2 separate regions of the Mus musculus genome follow, and region 1 is linked to region 2. A link is a loop called in an ENCODE intact Hi-C map of the cell type or tissue named here. Cell type or tissue: gastrocnemius. All regions are shown on one strand. Links, peaks and the distances in the headings refer to the core of each region. The heading gives the core; the rest is flanking DNA. Region 1 overlaps 1700025G04Rik (RIKEN cDNA 1700025G04 gene). Region 2 overlaps 1700025G04Rik (RIKEN cDNA 1700025G04 gene).

What was found. Peaks named below come from ENCODE experiments on the same cell type or tissue, not always from the same donor. Only the 100,000 strongest peaks of a DNase experiment are listed, where the experiment ranks them.
Region 1: it touches region 2 in a loop (2.2-fold over the local background); 2 of 42 quality-filtered maps call a loop at or near these places.

The regions. Positions count from the first base shown.
Region 1 is chr1:151,941,331-151,946,706 of GRCm38, reverse strand. All of the region lies in intron 3 of 1700025G04Rik (RIKEN cDNA 1700025G04 gene), which reads left to right. Among named protein-coding and RNA genes, the nearest start is that of 1700025G04Rik, 150 kb to the left of the region's middle. In gastrocnemius, for the core only: no CTCF peak of the experiment used is centred there; DNase peaks (open chromatin) are centred at 1,664 and 2,227; H3K27ac peaks cover 1,400 bases.
Region 2 is chr1:151,888,141-151,893,516 of GRCm38, reverse strand. It overlaps 1700025G04Rik (RIKEN cDNA 1700025G04 gene), which reads left to right. Exons shown (of 6, transcript NM_197990.3): 6 at 85-5,376. The coding sequence ends at 123. Among named protein-coding and RNA genes, the nearest start is that of Edem3, 140 kb to the right of the region's middle. In gastrocnemius, for the core only: no CTCF peak of the experiment used is centred there; a DNase peak (open chromatin) is centred at 3,043; H3K4me3 peaks cover 681 bases; H3K27ac peaks cover 3,458 bases.

The sequences.
Region 1 (5,376 bases), core at 288-5,287, 53 kb before region 2:
GTCCATGCCCAGGGAGGTGGGTGTCCGTCTCCACTGCCTGTGCATGGAAGAATGCTCACTAGAGCCTGTGCTTCTGTAGAACGTGGTGTGATGCAGGAATGAGCTCGTGGCCTCATCACAGTTACGGCCTGAAGGAGAATTCCTGAAATAAAAGCTCTGTCTCCAACAGCTGGGTAAAACTTCAGTGTCGGTAGAGATACTGGACCGTTACAATTACGATTACAGTTTACCTTGGACCATCTTTAGCTCTCTCAAGAGCCGTTCCTTGTCGACATCTTGTCAGAGTTAGTGTCCTGGTAAACAGATAAAACCCTTGTAATGTATTAACTTAACAAAACCCCGTTCTCCCACCAGCCACGGGGCTGAGTACTGCTGGATAGCGTCTGAGCTCTATGGCTGAGATTTCTCCTGCTGACAAGCCACCGCTCAATGTTCCTACCAGTGGATTTACTTTTATTTCATTTTATTTCTTAATTATTTTTGAGACAGGGTCTCTCTATGTAGTCCTGGCTGTCCTGGAACTTGCTATGTAGACTTAAGTTGGCCTTGAACTCAGAACTGCTCCTGCCTCTTTCTCCCAAGTACTGGGATGAAAGGTGTGTGTCGGCACCCTCGACAGCTTTTTAGAAATGCCTTGATTCATAGCCTTTGTTGGTACACTTTTTCACCTGCTTTTTTGGGTTCTTCTACCTCTACCTCTGCTTCCAACCTTTATTCCGCCTCACCCCTTCCAACCCCCAACACTAGGTAGGCGAGAAAGGGTTAGAGGTAAAAGGGGTATAGACCTCTTTCAGCAAACAAAATAGGCTACTTCCTGCTGATTAGGGGCATTGGGTTCCTTGGGGCAAGCTCAGTCTTCCTTGTCAGGACCTCTACCACAGCAACAGCAACCAGGAGCAGCCAGGGTGGAGTGAGGGGGTGGGGCTCTGTCATTTTTACACTCTCCAGAGTCCCCAGAATTAAACTACCTGCAGCTGGCAAAGACTATTCCCCTCCTAGAGCACAAGACAACCGTAGTTAGTGGCTGTGGACAAACTGATGAAGCCCCATATCCCACACCTGAGATTAAAACAAAAACATACTCACATAATACAAGTGGGTTTTTAAAGAAACCAAAATTCTCACTGCAAGCTTCCTTTGTTCTGTTACCATAACAACTTCCATGTTGGAGCAGTGGAACCTGGGATAACCTAAGTCCTTGTTCCCAGGCCATGGTCACTCAGATTTGCTTCCAAAATAAACTAGCTCTATTCTTCTTTGGGTTGAGAGCTGGCATTGGCAGGCCAGTGTGCACACGTGTGCGTGCACATAAATAAGCCTGTACACACACAAGCATGTGCAAACGCACCTGCTAGCTTCCTGCTCAGCCCTCCAAGGCTCCTAAATTAGTTCTTTTTTTTTTTTTTTTTTTTTTTTTTTAGTAAAATCTCACTTTCTTGTTTTACCCTCAATTCAGAGGGTAACATTGAGAAAAGTGGGTGCCGTGGGTTGTTGCGGGAGGCTTGACCCAACTCAGAAGTCTGAGTAAGAAAAGCTTCCTTCCAACACGGAGGCATTCTGTGTTAGCTGAACTGCCTCTGGCAGGAAAAATAATTTTCGTCTTGCAGCTGAGCAACTGGAGCCCCATGCAAATCAGCACTGTGTAGAGCAGCGCTCTGGCCTTCCATGCTGGCTGGATACAGCGCACCCCCGGGGTGAACTCTGTAGACCGGGGTGGACTCCTGCTAAGAACAGATAAAGCTTTGCTGTCCCCTTTGGCTTTGTTCCCTTGTGTACTCTTCTAGATCTGTAAGAAGTATTATCCTAATCAGTAATTGCCTCTTCTCTTCCCCAGGGCTCTTGCCCTCCATATCCCAAACACACACACACACACACACACACACACACACACACACACACGCACACGCACACACACACATTTTTATAGTGTTCATGGTATCACCTCTCACTTTGGAGTGTTGGCCAAATACACTGCAGAAGTAAATGCTACCTGAAGTGGGGTGGGGTAGGGGAGTCAGTAGCAGTGATCCAGTGGAGGCTCCCACTTGAGAACAGTGCCCCCCAGGCCTGCTCACAACTGCATGCTCCTGATAGGTTAACACTATATCAAGCAGCTCTCTCCTGCTTCAGCAACCAGGAGAGCCCAGAGTCTCTGTGGCAAAGGAACCTTTGTTCCAGAAGGCTAATTTCTGGGTCTGGGCAGGAGAGATCCCAGGGACAGCCCCTCCTGTTTATAGACACACTCGGGAAGAAGGCTCTGCTTCAGGACAGGGCCCCTGGCATGGTTGGCCATCGTTTTCTCAGGTTTGTATGGCCATGGAATGATTTCAGCCAGAAATCCTTAAAGCTGCGCTACATTTTATTTTGGAATAGTTCAAGGTTTTGGAGGAAAATACACAAAGAAAACCGGGCTTGGGTTTATAGGTAGTGGGAAGGTGATCCCTACAGCATGTGGGCCCTGTGCCATCAGGCTAGGGGAAGAACGTATGCCACACTCGCTTCTTAACTGCCTGAGCCTCATTGTTACAGAAGGTCGTTATAATTTTAGAAAGGAAAAGATGAATGGAAGGCTGTCTTAGCTTGAAGAATCTATTTCTATTTTTTGTCCAACTGAATCACTCTGTGATAAAAGCAGCCCTGGGCATCACAAGACTTACTAACCTTTATGTCATTTCCCCTCCCACTCTATTCCCGAAATGGCTCCCCCCCTCTTTTTTGGGTTTTTATCTCGCTCTAAACAATATGTAGCTTCTCCCCACTGGCTGGGGTTCGCAGACTTGGGAATTATCTCTGATTTGTTTGCCTGTGCATCAGCTGCCCTCTCCTCCTCTGCCCTCACCCTCAGATTGGAAACCACAGTGTACACAGTGAACCCTCCTGACTCATGAATATCAATGAGGGGAGCGTGAATTAATCATTATTGTTCTTAAAGTGTTGGGTTGGTCTGAGAAACCCAGTTCCAACTGTTCCCTTCATGACTTCATTTCGATTTTAAAAGTATTCAGATTATTTTGGTGTTTTTTTGGGTATGTTTTAATTTTTTGCTTTAACTTGAAGTAGCCTGGCCTCACTACCTCAGGCTAGGTAGGACCTTGCTTTCTAGATCAGATGACTGATTGGACACACCTGTTCAGATGTGGGGACCTGAAGGGACCTCACGAGAATGCAGCTGTCCTCAGGCTTCCTTGAGATGAGCCCTTTGTTTAATATTAATGCAGGCAGGCATCTGCTTACAAAGCCTCATGCGCACCCTGCTTTATCTGCTCGGCCTTGCGATGATAAGAGGAAAGGGGGCAGCTGTTCCCGTGTCCACAGCCAGCCTTCCAAGGGCAGGGTTCCTCTGCTCCATTTCCTCTTTTCTCCTTAACTCCTTTCGCATTAATTCATTAGCAGCTGTTAGAGTGGCCGCAGCTATGGCTCCCACCAGCTCCCTCTCAGCTCCTCCATCCTCACACTCACCCATGAGAAGGCTTCACTAAGTCTGCTCCAAGTGTATAAAAGTCACCGGTGTGCATCAGTAAGTAACCCAGCGATTCCTGTGGCCCCTGTCTGTGTGAGTCACAACCATTAATTGTACCCACAAGGCTTTCAGAACTTGGCCTCGGCAAACTGTGCATCTCTTTTGTTTCTTAGAGTAATCATTCCTAGGACTTTGGTTTTTAAATACCCAACTTTTATAACAGGCTCCAGAGTCAAGATATGCATAAACCGTTCAGTTATGAAGAAAAATTATTAAGAAATCTTTAAGAATAAATTAAGATAGTTGAGTACAACTGACTGCCCTTCTCCAGCCTCTCCAATACAGGATCCAGTGACTTGCCAATATTTCTCTCATGAGAAGAGGGATCTCCTGTGTCACCAGACTCTCCATGCAGCTGACTGCACATCTCGAGTCAAATCCTTAGTATGGACTGAGGCTCTATTTCTTCCTCCTAAGTAGGGTTGGCAATAGCTTATCATTACTTACTCAGAGTAGTCGCCAGTGTTAAATCAGCTAATGTGTGATATAGTATACCAAAGCCTTTGGACTATGTATGACAAGAGTGGAGTGCTTGATAGCTGCTAGGAAATTCCTCAGAGCATAAGAGGCTAGGGCTGAGTTGGACCTGTCATACTCTATGATATGACAGTAGCCACACTGCAAACATGAAAATTGAGCAGGTTACTTACCGTTGTCTGAGTTTTGAGTTACCCTTCCCATAAAACATGGGTAAAGATTGTGCCCTCCGTGAGCATTTGGTAGAAAAGGTGGTCAGTAAGATGTCCAGTCATTTGGACTAGCAAGCATTTATGTAAGATGCCTGCTAGGCAGGTAGGCGTGGGGCAGTTGTGATTAGTCACATTTTGCTCTTGATACAGTAGAAAAGACGAAAGCAGAAAGGTCTACTTGCTTTGCTTTGACGTTCATCACAGCTCTGCTCTCCACACACGACATCCTTAGTGTGTTATTTTGGGAGTTATTTCAGATTTGGGATTTCTAGGGCCAACGGAAGGGCACAGTGCACTTTGGGGAAGCCTGGAGAGACGATGTTTCACACTAACCTTGTAGAATAAAGAAGATGGCTTGTATAACTAAAGTGATAGCAAACATTTCTGTGTCAATGACCCAGGAGGAAAAGAAAAAAAAAAAAAAAAGAAGAAGAAGAAGGGAGAAAAGAGATGGGGAGGAGGAGGAAGAGGAGGAGGGAGAGGAGGAATAAGCATATCAGAATTATTTCAAATAAATTCCTGCATTTTTCAGTGTTTCACTTGGATATAACTTCCCTTCCCATTCCTGAGAATCCAATGGACCCAAAGAATCCTAGTCTTTGCTGCAGATGACGAAGGTGGAGGATGGGGGTGAAGGCTCAGGGCAGGGACACTGCATCCTTACAGCCTGTGGCCCCAGACACTCTTAGCAGAAAGTTCCCACTCTCCAGATGCCCCCATGGTACCAGCGCGGTCTCCAGCTCAGCAGCTCCAGAGAACCACCACAGAATGAATCCTTTTCCTCGCCTTGAGGGATCCTTTGATCATGGATAGAGGAGCTGGTGACTAAGGGCAGCTCCGAAGTTGCCTGTTTTAAAGAATAGATGGAAATTATTTTTCATTAGTGCTCTCCGGTAGTCTGTTTGTAAATGTCAACCTCTGACATGCTCACTGGCCTTGTGAGAACACTCTTTTTTTCCCTTACTTCGGCTAAGCAACCATTTTCTAAGCACTCATATTTCCATTGCTCCTTGTGAACACTCTTGCTAAGTAGAGGTCCACTTCCATCCTTTCTAGAAATCTCTGATTTCACTGGAAGTCACTTTGACAGAGACACCTGTCAGGTTTAGACTAAATTGGGAGACTAAGGAGATAACTTGTGGATAAACGCGCTTGCCAGGTAACCAC
Region 2 (5,376 bases), core at 143-5,142:
GGAAGCAAATGGACCAGCCTCGGCTATTCTTGACCCTGGTTTACGTTGTTTACCCATGTGACCTTTGCTTTTGTTTCTTCCCAGGGTCGGGATTACTGTTCTGAAGAAGAGGATATCACATAGCATCGGTTCTCAGTCGGACCAGGAGCTACTACTGTGTAAATAGGTTGCACCCCAGTTGAAACCTTTGCAAAGGTCGGTTCTCTTCACTGAACAGCACTATAGCGAACGAAGACTGTTCCATGTCCTATGCCCCATTAAATTACAGTGTTTCTTAATGAACCTGCAGAGGAATATTGCTAAACACAAACACACACACACAAGAACAAAAACAACAACAACAAAAAAAAAAACTGTTCTGGAACTTTCTTTGTTGCTGCTAGTTAAAACTTGTTGCAACTTTTCACTTCTCTCGTGTCCAAGTATGCAGCAAAATTCTGCAGTTCACTTTAAAGATGTTATTGGTTTCAGGATGCTCTCTAGCCTGTATCCTCGGCGATTGGGTAGAGGTGAACTCTGATACAGATGTCAGTTCTAGCCTGGTTCTGCTTTGATGTCAAGCATCCCCTCCCTTCTATTCTCCTTATCCATCTCTTTCGAGTGGTCCAGAGATGGCCTGAGCCTTGCTTCTCACTGGTAACGTGGGGCTTTGGACATGGGATGGTGGCCACGGTGAGCCTAGTTTCTCTGCTTGAAAGAGCCACAATTGATTGAAAGCCTGTTGTAACCTAACCTGACTCCCGGAAGTGACAAAGGAACAAGTGAGCAGTAGGTTGTTCCGCTTACTAGGACTCTTAGTGCAGGATTAAGCTTGTAGCATTGGCTTTTGCTCAGATGCAAATGGAAGTGTGACCACGTGACCACAATCATTTTCAACCCCTCCCTCCTCACTTTTTTTTCTAAGAAAATAAACATTTTGCTGTTTTTCTGTATCCTTGTCTTCTCCCATTCATCCAGTTCAGTTAAAGATGACCCTAGGTGTGGAAGCTAAGTCCTCCTTCACAGGGACACTGATGATTGGCCTAAATGGCTCCCCACCCTTCTGGAGACATCGAACATGGTTTGGAAGGGCTGTGAGTGGTCAGAGGAGATGAGGCGACAACCCCGTGACTTCTTAGGAGGGCTGGAAACCACTGTCAACCTTTCACTCTGTTAACTTATCAGAACACGCTGTTTTCTGAGTTCCCCCTTCGATGTGTTATGTGAGCCTTGCCCCTTCATTCGTTTCTGTTTCCAGCTCTGGTAGTGTGGGTTAAAAAAAAAAAAAAAAATGTCTGCCTACTAGAAAACATAGGACATCCACGCTGGTGATGTTACTTGGAGAAGTGAAAGCCAAAAGCCCCTGGTGGTGGGGAGTGTTGACTGTGTGTTCAGTAGAGTTTATTTTTCCATACTATATGAAGAGAATGATCTCTTCTCAAAGACAGAAGTAATATTTTTAACAAATATTGTCACAAGTAAATAGCAATCAAAAGGAGAAAAAATAACTTTTGTATTTTTTTAATCGTGTTTGATAGCTTTGATGAGGGTTCTCTTTGTTACTTTCAGGGGAGGGCACCCTATTAAATGCCACGCCAGCAGTCCTGGATTGAGCTTGTCCTACACACACACACACACACACACACACACACACACACACACACACACGAATGCTGTGTTTTTCTCAGAGGGTTGTGAATTTCAAGGGTCTCACGATCAGCCACACTGCCTGCCACCTTGGAAGATGGAATAGTTACAAGAGAGACAGTTAAGATGCTCCCAATTGTCTGGAAATTGTCTGCCACACAGACTAAAACAGGAAGCTAAATTCGTTCTTGCCGAAATGAGCCTTGGCTTTCAAAGCTGTCCGCAGATTCTTCATCTCCTGTCAGACCCAAGGCAGCAAAAGCGAGGGGGAAAATGCAGTGGAGTTCTATAGAAAATGGACTCGGGTGTTTAGCAACAAAATGCCATAATTCTTGCATCCAGCAGCAGCTATTTTGGGGAGCAGCTGTGGTCGTTATATAAACAGAGTTTCAGCCCAAAGCTTAGGCTTTTTATCCAGCTTCAAGCAGAAAATACGGGGAGAGTCGAGCAGTCTGGGGTTTTAAGTTCCCTCCCTTCGTGTGTTTTTTCGGCCAAAGGACAAAAATAGTTTTCCTCAACTGTAAATGAACTGCTAAACCCCACCTCAGCCCTGTTCACTGGAGACTTTGTTCACTGTTCTCTGGATGGCCTATTCCGGAATCTCATGTTCTTATCAAGCAAGAATGAAGTGAATGTTAACGTCTTCCGTTTGACTCCTCTACTTGGTGTCTAAGACAGTGTCTTTCCAGAAGACCAGCTCCCTGTACCCGAAGATGAGACACCCATGTCCTTTCCCTCGGTCACAGGTAGCACCTTGGATGTCACTCATGTCTCTCGGGAACCTCACTTTTGAGTGTTAATGAGCCCCTAAGTGCTGTTTAGGAAACAGCGGTTTTCCACCATTCTCTCGCCCATGTTCCTCTCGGATACTTTGCTGTAAAACGAAGTGATTCTATCTTCAGACGCACGTTTGGTCGCCTCTAGAAATAGGTCCAAGAAATGGGATGGATGACTGGGTTGGCATGAAATGCCTGACTGTGTTAGCAACACTCAAAACTGTCTGTTTTCCATTTGTTGGTTTGAATCATAAAATTGTCAAGTGATTTGTGTTTGTACTTTATTTTTCTATACCTTCTGGAAGGATCTAAATTAAAAATATATGCCCCTCCCCCATGTCAGAACATTAAGCAGACTGTCTCAGGTATAATGAAAAGAATCGTCCAGTAGAGATAGTGGAACATCTTGCTAGTTGTCCTGTCTGTAGGACTCGAGAGTTGGGAGGAGGGAGGAAGGCAGGGAAATGGCCTGGTAAAACCAGGAAACAAATGTTGAAGAATGGACAGAGGTTATTTGGAGAGCTTTTAGTGTGGCTGTGTGCTATGGCAGTTGGTCTAGCGGCCAGTGGGCGGAGTGGGCCTGCTGGAGAGATGTGTAGCTGGGTTACGCACGGCTCGCCTTCCCCACGTTGTAGAGTTGTAAAGGTTCAGCAGTATGTGCGCGGCTTTCTTTTGCTTGGCAGCGATTCAGGACCACAGAGTGCTGCTCTCATAATTGAGTACGTGTTTCTTACTGGCAGACAAGCTCAAAAGAGGCTTTTACCTCGACCAGGCCTCCTAGCCCCAGGCTTAAGCAGAAGCATAGAGTGACATTATGGTCTATTTAGGAACAAAGAAGTTTCAAAGTCCAGTGATGAGAAAACTAGGTCAGCCCCCAGAAACAGCCACACAGTGGCTGGTCTCTCCCTGTCTGCTGTGCCTAGCATCTGAAGCTGGCCTTTGATGACTCAAGTAAGAAATACATGGCCCAGGAATAGCCTTGGTTCTCAGCTCCCAGGCGCCTGCCTGTTCCTCCACTATAGAGCCGCTCTGTGTCCTGGGTGTACCAGAGAGACAACTGCCCAGCCGGGTGTGGTAAGCTTCACACTTGACCCAGTTGATGGCCTCCGACCTTAAGTTATAACTTCGTCCTCCACCCAACCTCACATCCATGTTTCCTCCTCTTCCAGCAGAAGTCCTATAACCCTGCTGAAACAGATTACACCTCCCCTGAGCTGTCCCTCAGTCACCTACAGTGCAGTTTGGCATAGTGAGAAGTCCTGTTTAGATGCTGGGTGAGAATTTAAAAGTTGCCCCATCTCTACTAGTCCTGAGAAAAGAAACTTCATTAAATATGTTTGTTTTATAGTAAGAGAAAAGATCACCTTCTTAATGGAGGAAAAGACAAAAGACATTTGAAAGACAAAGTGATTGGTATCAGAATTCGCTCCCTTAAGCTTCTCTCAAAAACAAGGGATGGGGCAGCATCATGTTGTACTCTAATTTTACATGAACACTGCCTTTCTGGCTCTTTCCACCAGAAAGCTATCTCTGGGCTATATTTCTTTCTACCTTTTTAGAAATCAGTCCTTTTGTTAAGTTGTTTATAACTCCAATAGAAAAATAAGGCATGGTCGGTGGGTAGGGATGATGTATTTAAAAGGCATAATGAAATAGTAGCTGGAAGCAGGGCCTTCAAGACATCATGGGTGGATTGGCAGACCCCAAGGTGCCCCTGCAAAGCTATGTGAGCCCTCTACAGATGCTCTGGGATAAACTGGTGGAATGCCTTGAATGAGGTCCGTGGATCTCCTTTTTGCAGATAAGTGGATGATTCTAATATCTATGGGGAAGGCACCTTGATATCTGTCCACAGTCACCTTTTCTATTATATCTCGGGGGGGGGGGGGATGAAACAACCCTCACAAGTCTGTGGGAGAATACCTGCCCCTATGACAAAGCCTGGGGCCGTTAGTGATGCTGAGGTTTCCATCGTAGCTGAGATCTGAGTTTATCTTGAGTGGGAAGAGGAAAAGCAGCTCTAATCGTTGTTATTTATGTTCAGTCTGTGGCTAGTGTTGCCGATGACATGCTGTCCTTATTCCGTGTGTCCCTCAAAACAGTCCCTTCACCCCCGAGTTCTAAGAAGTGTGTCTTACAGTTGAATCCATCTGTCCAACGAAAACACATGTGTTGAAAGAGGAAACATCATTAGAGTATATTTCTATTAGTATTATTACTACACACCTTGCAACACTGTGAAAAAAAAAAAACAAGCCTTGAAGGGGCATCCACCTTCTACAGTCTCTCTTTGGCTCCGTTACCAGCTTACTATCTTCATGGGGACTCTTAGCTGGCCCTCCCTAATCCTATAAACTGCACAAGAACCTGAAGAAGCCACTGGTGACAGAAGACTTTGGGGCTCAGAGGGAGAAGGCTTGTGGGAGAGGGTTGTCACATCCTTTCAGCTTTTGAGAAAAGAGGCAACTTATTCCACCTTTTGGGTGCTGTGGATCCCCCGGCTCCCCTCAGTCCCCTAAGCTTGTTTCTTCAGAGGCTTTTCTTCGGTAGGCTAAACGCAGAGAGATCTGAAAGGCTGAGGAGATAATGCCTGGACCAGTGACCTGGATGGAGATCCTTTCTGGTAGGCTACAGTTGAGTGTTTCTTTTTGATCGAGAGTCTGAATTTTCCAGGCTAGTTTTAAGTACCAGACCTAGATATGACTCTCAAGATCTTAAACGTTTTCAGAAGTCATGTGGTAACCTAGAGAGGGTCACTGTAGTCCAAGGATGGGCCAGCAGCTCAGGAACTCCACAGAGTTCATCTCCTGGCTTCATAAGACTCCTGGGGCAAGAGATGACTCATCGCTCCAGCAGCTGGTAAAGGTGCTACCTGGAGGGGACCCACAGTCACCCTCATTCAAAAGGATGTCCTTGCCCAGGTTCCTTGTGACTAGGTCTTCGAGATGCTGATTGCTTCTAACCTAGCAACTTG